Linked DNA regions of Homo sapiens: region 2 is linked to region 1. Evidence: read pairs that join two places in POLR2A ChIA-PET (ENCODE). Cell type or tissue: MCF 10A. All regions are shown on one strand. Region 1 overlaps UMAD1 (UBAP1-MVB12-associated (UMA) domain containing 1). Region 2 overlaps GLCCI1 (glucocorticoid induced 1).

The links. ChIA-PET counts read pairs that join two places held together with the same protein. Peaks named below come from ENCODE experiments on the same cell type or tissue, not always from the same donor. Only the 100,000 strongest peaks of a DNase experiment are listed, where the experiment ranks them.
Region 2: POLR2A ChIA-PET joins it to region 1 with 14 read pairs; 11 of 35 experiments call an interaction of 5 or more read pairs at or near these places.

The regions. Positions count from the first base shown.
Region 1 is chr7:7,770,383-7,774,382 of GRCh38, reverse strand. All of the region lies in intron 2 of UMAD1 (UBAP1-MVB12-associated (UMA) domain containing 1), which reads right to left. Among named protein-coding and RNA genes, the nearest start is that of RPA3, 54 kb to the right of the region's middle. In MCF 10A, no CTCF peak of the experiment used is centred here; a DNase peak (open chromatin) is centred at 1,862.
Region 2 is chr7:7,970,614-7,974,613 of GRCh38, reverse strand. All of the region lies in intron 1 of GLCCI1 (glucocorticoid induced 1), which reads right to left. Among named protein-coding and RNA genes, the nearest start is that of GLCCI1, 3.8 kb to the right of the region's middle. In MCF 10A, no CTCF peak of the experiment used is centred here; no DNase peak of the experiment used is centred here.

The sequences.
Region 1 (4,000 bases):
TTGATTCTGATTCTAGTAATTAGCATGTCCCATAATTCTATTGCTGCATCCTGCTGCTATCTACCTTCAATGCTCTTCATTATTGTTCTGACCTTAAAAACTGCCTCAGTTTCTTAATTGTTACTCTACCTTTCTAATCCACCCCACACTCTGCTCCATTCTTTCCTAAACAACATTGCTCATGTTCTACAGAAGCAGAAGTCTGTCGAGAAGTCAGAGTAGCATCTAAGCCTGAGAAGCTGCTCAGAGAAAGGGGAAGAAGATTTTGGTGCACCTGAGGACTCAGTTTGCAAACAGAAAAAGCACCAGCTATCAAGCTGCAGCCATGGTTTGCCATTTAGAATGGATGGCCTGATTCTCAGTGTTTTCTTAGGGTCTGTGGTGAGGAGAGACAAAAGAAATCAGTAGAGAGCCGCCATCAGTGAGCCAGAGAGAAACAGCAGCCAGGGTTCTTCTCTAAACCAACCAATCTAATATAGACTCGTCCTCCTTATAATACCTCCCAGGGCAGGGCTGCAAGGCTGGAAATGGTAAGAGCATTTGGGCTGTAACTCCTCACTCACCTCCTCCCTTCAACCAGCCTTCCAAATTCCCCTAACTGAAATAAAGCCTAAGAGTCTCCTCCAGAAAATCAACATATAAAAATGTTTTAAAGCAAACCTGAAACTGGCACCTTTACTTTGCTTAGGATGAAAAGTTTGGTTTCTAGTGTGTTGGGCAATCTGTATAAAAAGTTATAAAGGTTAAGTGTCTAGTACAAATAAATCTTGGTTATTTGTGAACACAATAGGTTCCTGTTTGGTTTTGTTATTGTGTTTTTTTTTAGAAATTAAGCTCCCTCTGACCTTGAAAGTCATTTTGCTACTGTAGACTGTGATGCAAATTAAGGCATTTCTATTCTTATTTCAAAGTCTGCTGCATAAAGTAAGTGTATGCTCTTCAAAGTAAATTGACAGCCTAATGTTGCACATTTAGCTACATCAACACTTCAACAGCTTATTTCATTATTATTTGACTAACTCATTTTAAAATTTATCAAGAAAAGTATAATTTTCTCCTCTCATGGTTTCTGGTCTTAAAAAGCTAATACCCTAACAGTTTTTAAAGATCCCCTAATGTTGCAACTTGTGTACAAAGCAGGTCTAAAAAGCAGCCTCACAACTTTATTATAAAAGTAGGTCACTTTTTAAAATGCATTAAAGTTAATGTAAATATAACTGTGCAATTCTTTATTTTAAGCTTTGTTTTGAAGGCAAATCTCTCACAAACTAAATCATCTTTAAAACCTGTAGTTTTTAGTTTGCACTTGTTACAAAAACAAGCAATTATTCTATAGCAGAGCATCTCATGTTTCCTAGAGCTAAATGATATCCTGAAGTAGCAAAAATCTTGTGGACCAGAATGATAGCAGTATTTCTCCTTTGAACCATTAAAGAAAAAAATGAATAAATTTAAGGGGAAACCCCTCTTTAAAAAAAAATAAAAAAGGCTTCTTGTGTTATATCTAATCCACTTTCACACAGTTTTTCTTAATTACACTACAGCTGTCTGGTAAGGCACAACTGACCACTTCCATCATGAAAACAAACTGTACCCTACCATCTAAAGTTCTCGATTAAAAAGCAAATGTTTTTGTGAGCCCAGAGAAAACGGGCGCAGCTGCTCCATTTCACGAGGCAGGCACCTCTACTCCATTCATCTGTGAAGAATGGCAATGACTGTAAATTGTTCTTCCTGATCGGTTCCACAATAAAAACAAACCACACTACTTTCAATTTTTCAAAGCCAATTTTTTCAAGCCTCCAGTACACTGGAAACAAGAGTTGTGTTCTTCTGATTCATGGCCTTTGATTTCTACATAAACATCCCTGTATGCATGTAAAAACAGGTCCCTGCAGGATACTCAGAGACTGTATATATTAACTTACCAGATGTACCAGAAGATAGAAATGCCATCCGCCTACCTTTCAAAGCAAGATACTATTTAACAGCTTAAACTGCCTGTGACTAAAGAATGACTGCAAAGAACATACCGTATGTGGAGAGGCATTAGTTAGTTCATGAGAAAACTTCAGCATATTCACAAAAAGTACAACAAACGGTTTTCAACTTGTGTTTTAAGGCTCTCCATTAAAATCCATAGTAAGGAATTAAGGTCAAGAAACACATCTGCATTTTGCAACTAAAACACAAAGGTTTAGCTATTACTGGAAATCTAATAATAGCTAAAATGATTGACACAAGTTTGTTAAGAAACTTCTAAATATTCCCAGTTAATTTACAATGCTCAAACAGTAATCACAATTTAATCTTGAGGTCTCCAAAGTATTTTTTTTTAATCAAACACACACTTGTCAATTTCAAAATGTTAGAGCATGCTTCTGCCATATTTATGTAAATCATATATATATAGATATATATACCTACAAGCATGGAGCACTATACTAATATCTAATGCACATTTTTAAACATATACAAAAATAGTTGTTAAGAATAGGATAAAATTGCTTATAAATAGAAGTTTTAAGACTTTGCACACCTCCTATGGGTAACCTTGCACAGCTCCTGAGGCACCAGCCCCTCCACTCTCACCCCCACCCATGGAGACCCTAAGTGGGCCATAGCTAATGTGAGGCCAAACCATGCCCTCAGTGGCTTTGGATGAATTATTTGATTGCTCTAATTTCTATCCCTGCCCTTAAGAAGATTGTTTGTAGAAACATAAGAATATAATCTAGTTTAGAACAGCTTTTAATTCTGACTCATCACTGGAGGGTTGCAATGGAATTCAAATGTGATAAAACATTATGGAGATTTAAAGTACAAGAAAATGTTCAGATCTGTGAACCCCCAACTTCAGTGGCAAAACTGCTAGCAGCCAATGATTATTCTCTCACACCTGACAGCAATCAAAATCACCTCAATCAGCAAAGAGGTTTATACTGAAAATAACATCCTGTGGCTGCCGCAGCGATGGCACCCCCTAACCATCAGCTTTGCCATATAGCTCCAATATATTGATATTTTACCTTTCCAAACTGTCTCATTTACAACCTCATTCCTTCCAAAAACCCTAGCTATATGTGATTTCAGGCAAAGGAAGTTCTCAACAAGTGATGAGACTTTATTTTAATTAAGCCCTGTCAATAATGCAATGTAATACATAGTTATTGGGTATATACAACTTAGGCTGGTTTTGCTAGAAGCTGTCAATACAATTATCCTTGTCCTCAAAGCGTTCCAAGAAAAAAAAAAAAACTAACAAAAACCTCCATCTAACAAAAATTTACCTCATATTTGCCCTCTTTCTTTCTGCCATTTGTTCTCAGGCTCCTTTACAGGGTCCTCTTCCTCCACCTCCTGTGTTACTCTCTAGGGTTGCTCTCTTCTCACTCCATCTCTAGGGGATCTTATCCAAGACTAACTCAAGATACACCAAGACATCTTTAATTACCAAAGCCATTTCTAAATAACGAATATTTTTCTTAAGTTATACATCATATGCCCCATACTTTCAACTGCTTACCTGATTTCTCCAACTAGATGTCCAAGAGCAGTTCACCTCAACACTTCCAGACGATCGTGAACTCATGATCGTCTCCATAAAACCTGCTCCTCATTTTTTTTATTATACTTTAAGTTTTAGGGTACATGTGCACCTCCTCATTCTGTACTTTCTCAATTCACAAGAATCATCATTCTTTCAACTCTCATAATCACTGAATGTCAAATTGTAATTAATCCTACCTCCTAGATGCCTTTCAAACTTGTCTCCTCTCCATCACCATCACCTTAATTCGACACCCTCCTAACTGGTCTTTTCTCTCTAATTTCTGCCTTCCCTGACTCACCCCTCAACATCACAGCCAATGTTCCTACATACTCAGACCATCTACCTCTCTTGCTTAAACAAGGGGAAGCAAGCAGTATCTTGAGAACAGTGGTGTTTTTATGCCAACGGGGATTGGGAAATGTTTATAAGATGGAAGGAAAGGGACTG
Region 2 (4,000 bases), 200 kb before region 1:
CACTGCTGTGGAGCCCAGTTACTCCCTTATTTTCTTATTCACATGTAGTCTGACTTATCACAAGTAAAACAAAAATCACAAGGACGCCATTATCCTTCAACATTTCCCCAAAGTACAAATCCTAATTTGCATTAAGTCCTTACAGAAACGTACACGGCAGTCCTTCTGTAAAAAGTACTGTAATTAATAAAATGATTTCCAGTTCGATATATACACACAGAACTTTACATACAGTTAAAAACTGATTAAGATGATTTACACATGCTAGGTATTCAATATTCAATACGCTTACAATAACAGTTATTTGAGAGGAATATAATCTTTGAACATAAGACAATAGATTTTGATTAAATAACTATAAATTCATTTATCTATTTTGCTATTCACTGATTGATCTAGAAATTTTAGGCACCATGAGATAACTGATGGAAAAAAATAGTTCTGTAAATAATGAACACTGCTGCTCTCTAGCATAGTTTTCTGAGAATGAAAACCTTTCCCAAAAGTCAGTATGTGAAACCTGTCTCTTTAGAAAAAGCTAAAACATTAATGTAGAAGAAAGCTTTGAAACAAGTATCTATAAGCACTCAAGGAAAATTAATTAATTTTAAAATGGAAAGGGAGGATCTTAATTTTCAAGAATAGCCTGAGAATAAAACTTTATAGAAAGAGAATATCTGAGTATCTCTTTTAAAAGAGAAAAAGTTATTAAAATTTTTTGTATTCCATTGAGCACAGTATAAAAATGACTTAAAAAGATAAATTTAAGGAAAAGAGAAAAACTGAAAGCAAATGAATGAACACAGGCAAACATATATTACATGGAGTTAACATTATATTTGCATTATCTTTTAGAATAGAATCATAACTTCTTTATGTATAAAACAATGAGGCTCTCAAGATACTCATGAAAAAGTCTAATCAAATTTCACTCTAGAGTTAGCAATCTGGTAGAGTATTAGGCCTAAATAAACCTGATATGTTAAATCAGGAACTAACATATGCTATTTTTCAAAACAGGAGCTATATAAATTACAAGCTCTTCCATGTTTTTGTTATCAGATTTGGTACACTTAAAAATAAGCTGTATTCTCCATCCAGAGTATTCTAAATATGACTGTTTTTACATCTTTTAGAACTTATAATTAATCCTAATGATCTATCTTTACAAAACACACACACACACACACACACACACACGCACACAAAGATTTGCATTTCCTACTTACTATCTTGGACAGTAAAACTGTATTTGTTCTATGTTTAAATCCATGGGTTCTGGTCTGTGAGGTTTCAAAAAGAAGCAACTTTACTATATTTTCTTTTGGTTGTTACTAATGATTTTAGCTTAAAGATCATTAATTTTAACACTAACATCCTGCTTTTTCTCATTTGAGTTGCTCTATTTATCTCAAAGGTAGACTTTATGTATTACCATTACAAAAAAATAACTATTTGCATAATACTTTATGATTTTACGTCTATTACAAACACATCACAGGGAGCCTGAGGATTCATTCAGCAGCCTGTCATTCACCACTGCAATACCCTTCAGAACCAAACAAGAGGGAGGATGACATTTTACTAATGGCAGAAGTACAGGAATGAATGTAAATAACAAACCTTGAAGTTTTAAAAATACAAAAGAAAAAAAACAAGCAAAAAGAGGATGATGCATGAGCACAAACAAAACAGTTTCAATTTGTAAAACTCCATGTCTGCTATATATACAGCAAGGTATTTGGCAATTTACGTATTTCTATTATGGTAACCATTTAAATTATTTAAAACTATACTACAAAAATAAAGGAAATTATCATTTTTTCCTGGGTTGTATAAATTAATATTATAATAATATTAAAATTGACTATTCCTATTTATAGAATTCAGCTTTTCCTCAGCCTTGTGAAACAATCTGAATATCAATTCTCTATTACTCTAGCCTTAGCCCTACAAATATTCACATTAAGAATGCTTAAGACGCAGATAATGATATAATTTATTTAGAAATTGAGTGGTTTCATAATTTTTTGGTAAAAGAATCATAAAAACATTTTTAAGCTTCCATATTTTCTCCTATAATCATCACTCCAGATGAAATGCATGAAACACTGAATGCTCAGTTATGTCACCTTTAGTCGAAATGCCCATAGCCCTTGCAGCTTTTCATAAACAATATGCCTTTATACTATATACCTACCCCTTGAGCCATCAACTACTTAATGCTTTCAAGTGTAGTTTCAAACGCAGTTTTAACACCCTCTTGCGCGCACACACACACACACACACATACACTGAAGTGTGCAGAAAAAGGAGGAGGTGGAGAGCAGAGGAAGAAATGGAGCACGTTGTTGTTTTTCATTCATGCAGTATAGTGATGTCAGTGTCTGCAGCAGCAGTGGCAGCGGCAGGAACCTTGACCAGTGGAGGCTAAAATCCACTCAAGTCAGAACCTTACAGCATTCAAAAGAAATTGAGAAGATAATCATTCGAAAAATTAAATCAACTGTTCAGATCATGGATTTTAAATGGCTAAGGAAACAGAACAGTTTAGTAGGACAGTTTTAATTTGGGTAGTGGGGGTAAAAGGCGGGACATGGAGAAGTAACATAGGAGTAATATAATCACGGAACTGGGGGCACAGAAGCCCGCATTCAAAAATCACTGCAATGTAAGAAACTGACAAAACCACCTGGTGTTTAAAACAGCAGAAAAACATCTTTAGCAAAGAAAGCCCTTGCATTCCCAACACAAGCTCTCTGACACTGCAAATCTGTCTGCTGCACAACCAGACTCAGAAAAGTGTTTTCATCATGATTGCATTAAAATCGCATTAAACTCGTATGTGCCACACTACAACAAAGAGAATAGTTTAAGCCAGATCACAAATTTTATTAAAACTGCTTGATGATGGAGCATGTAATTCCTAGGCCATTAAGCCTTTTGAAGGATGCAGAAAAACAAGTTGTACTATTATCCGTTGTAAGATGTTAGTGTTTATATACAAAAGGGGAGGAGGTACTAGATGGCCATTATGTTGTTGCAGCAATTGCCGAAACTTCTCTTACTCACACCCACCAGACCCTCTGTACACAATCTGCAATGCTTATTTTATGCCTCTTAGTCCCTACAAGAAAATCCCAAAACTCAATTTGTGCACTGTTGAAGCGAAATCACTAAAAAATTTATGTAACTGTTTTCTGTTCGTTCTGTTACTTCTCATTTCATACAGTTCTAGAAAATGTGCAAAGGAGTTGCATATGGCATTAATCTGTTAGAAAATGGTGGCCTTTTCTATAAAATACAGCCAAAGATGTGTGTTCAGTTGTGGTCATTATTAGGGCGATCACGTTGTTTTCATTCATTCATTCAGGATTTGCTGGAGGATGTCAGTTTCTGCAGCAGCTGGCTTGACCTGGGGGAGGAGTGCAGGAGCATATTCCTCCCAATGCATACAGATTACAGGATGTATTTCTTGCTGCTCATGTACTCATCCCACTGCACTACATCCTACACTGGTTCACCATCAAGTGGTCAGAAAACAAGTGCGTTAGCAACATGCTAATTACGGGTCTGAAATATTAAAACAAAAACACCAAGACTGCAATGTATCATAATGCAGACAACCACTTTCTCCAACTCTAACACCTTCATCAAGAAAGCTCCATTAAAAAAAAAAATTCCACATACCACATAAACAATGTACAGACTTTGACAGTGTTTCCCTTCCAAGCAGAGATTTTTCCACCCAGTATGATCTGTTCCCTCCACAATGCAGCAGCAGCATCTGTAGCTCTAGTTCGGTATCTAACAATATTAGCTATTCCACTCTCCCTTATGAGCTTTAAGTCCCTGTTTTGGCTAATCTTCCTTTTCTCCCCCAGGGCTCAACTAAATCATGCACTGTGTCCCTAGACATAAACAAAACCAAAGCAAAACAGAAAACACTAAGGGAAACCCACAGCATCCACCAGCTCACCATTACCTTTGACACCTAACA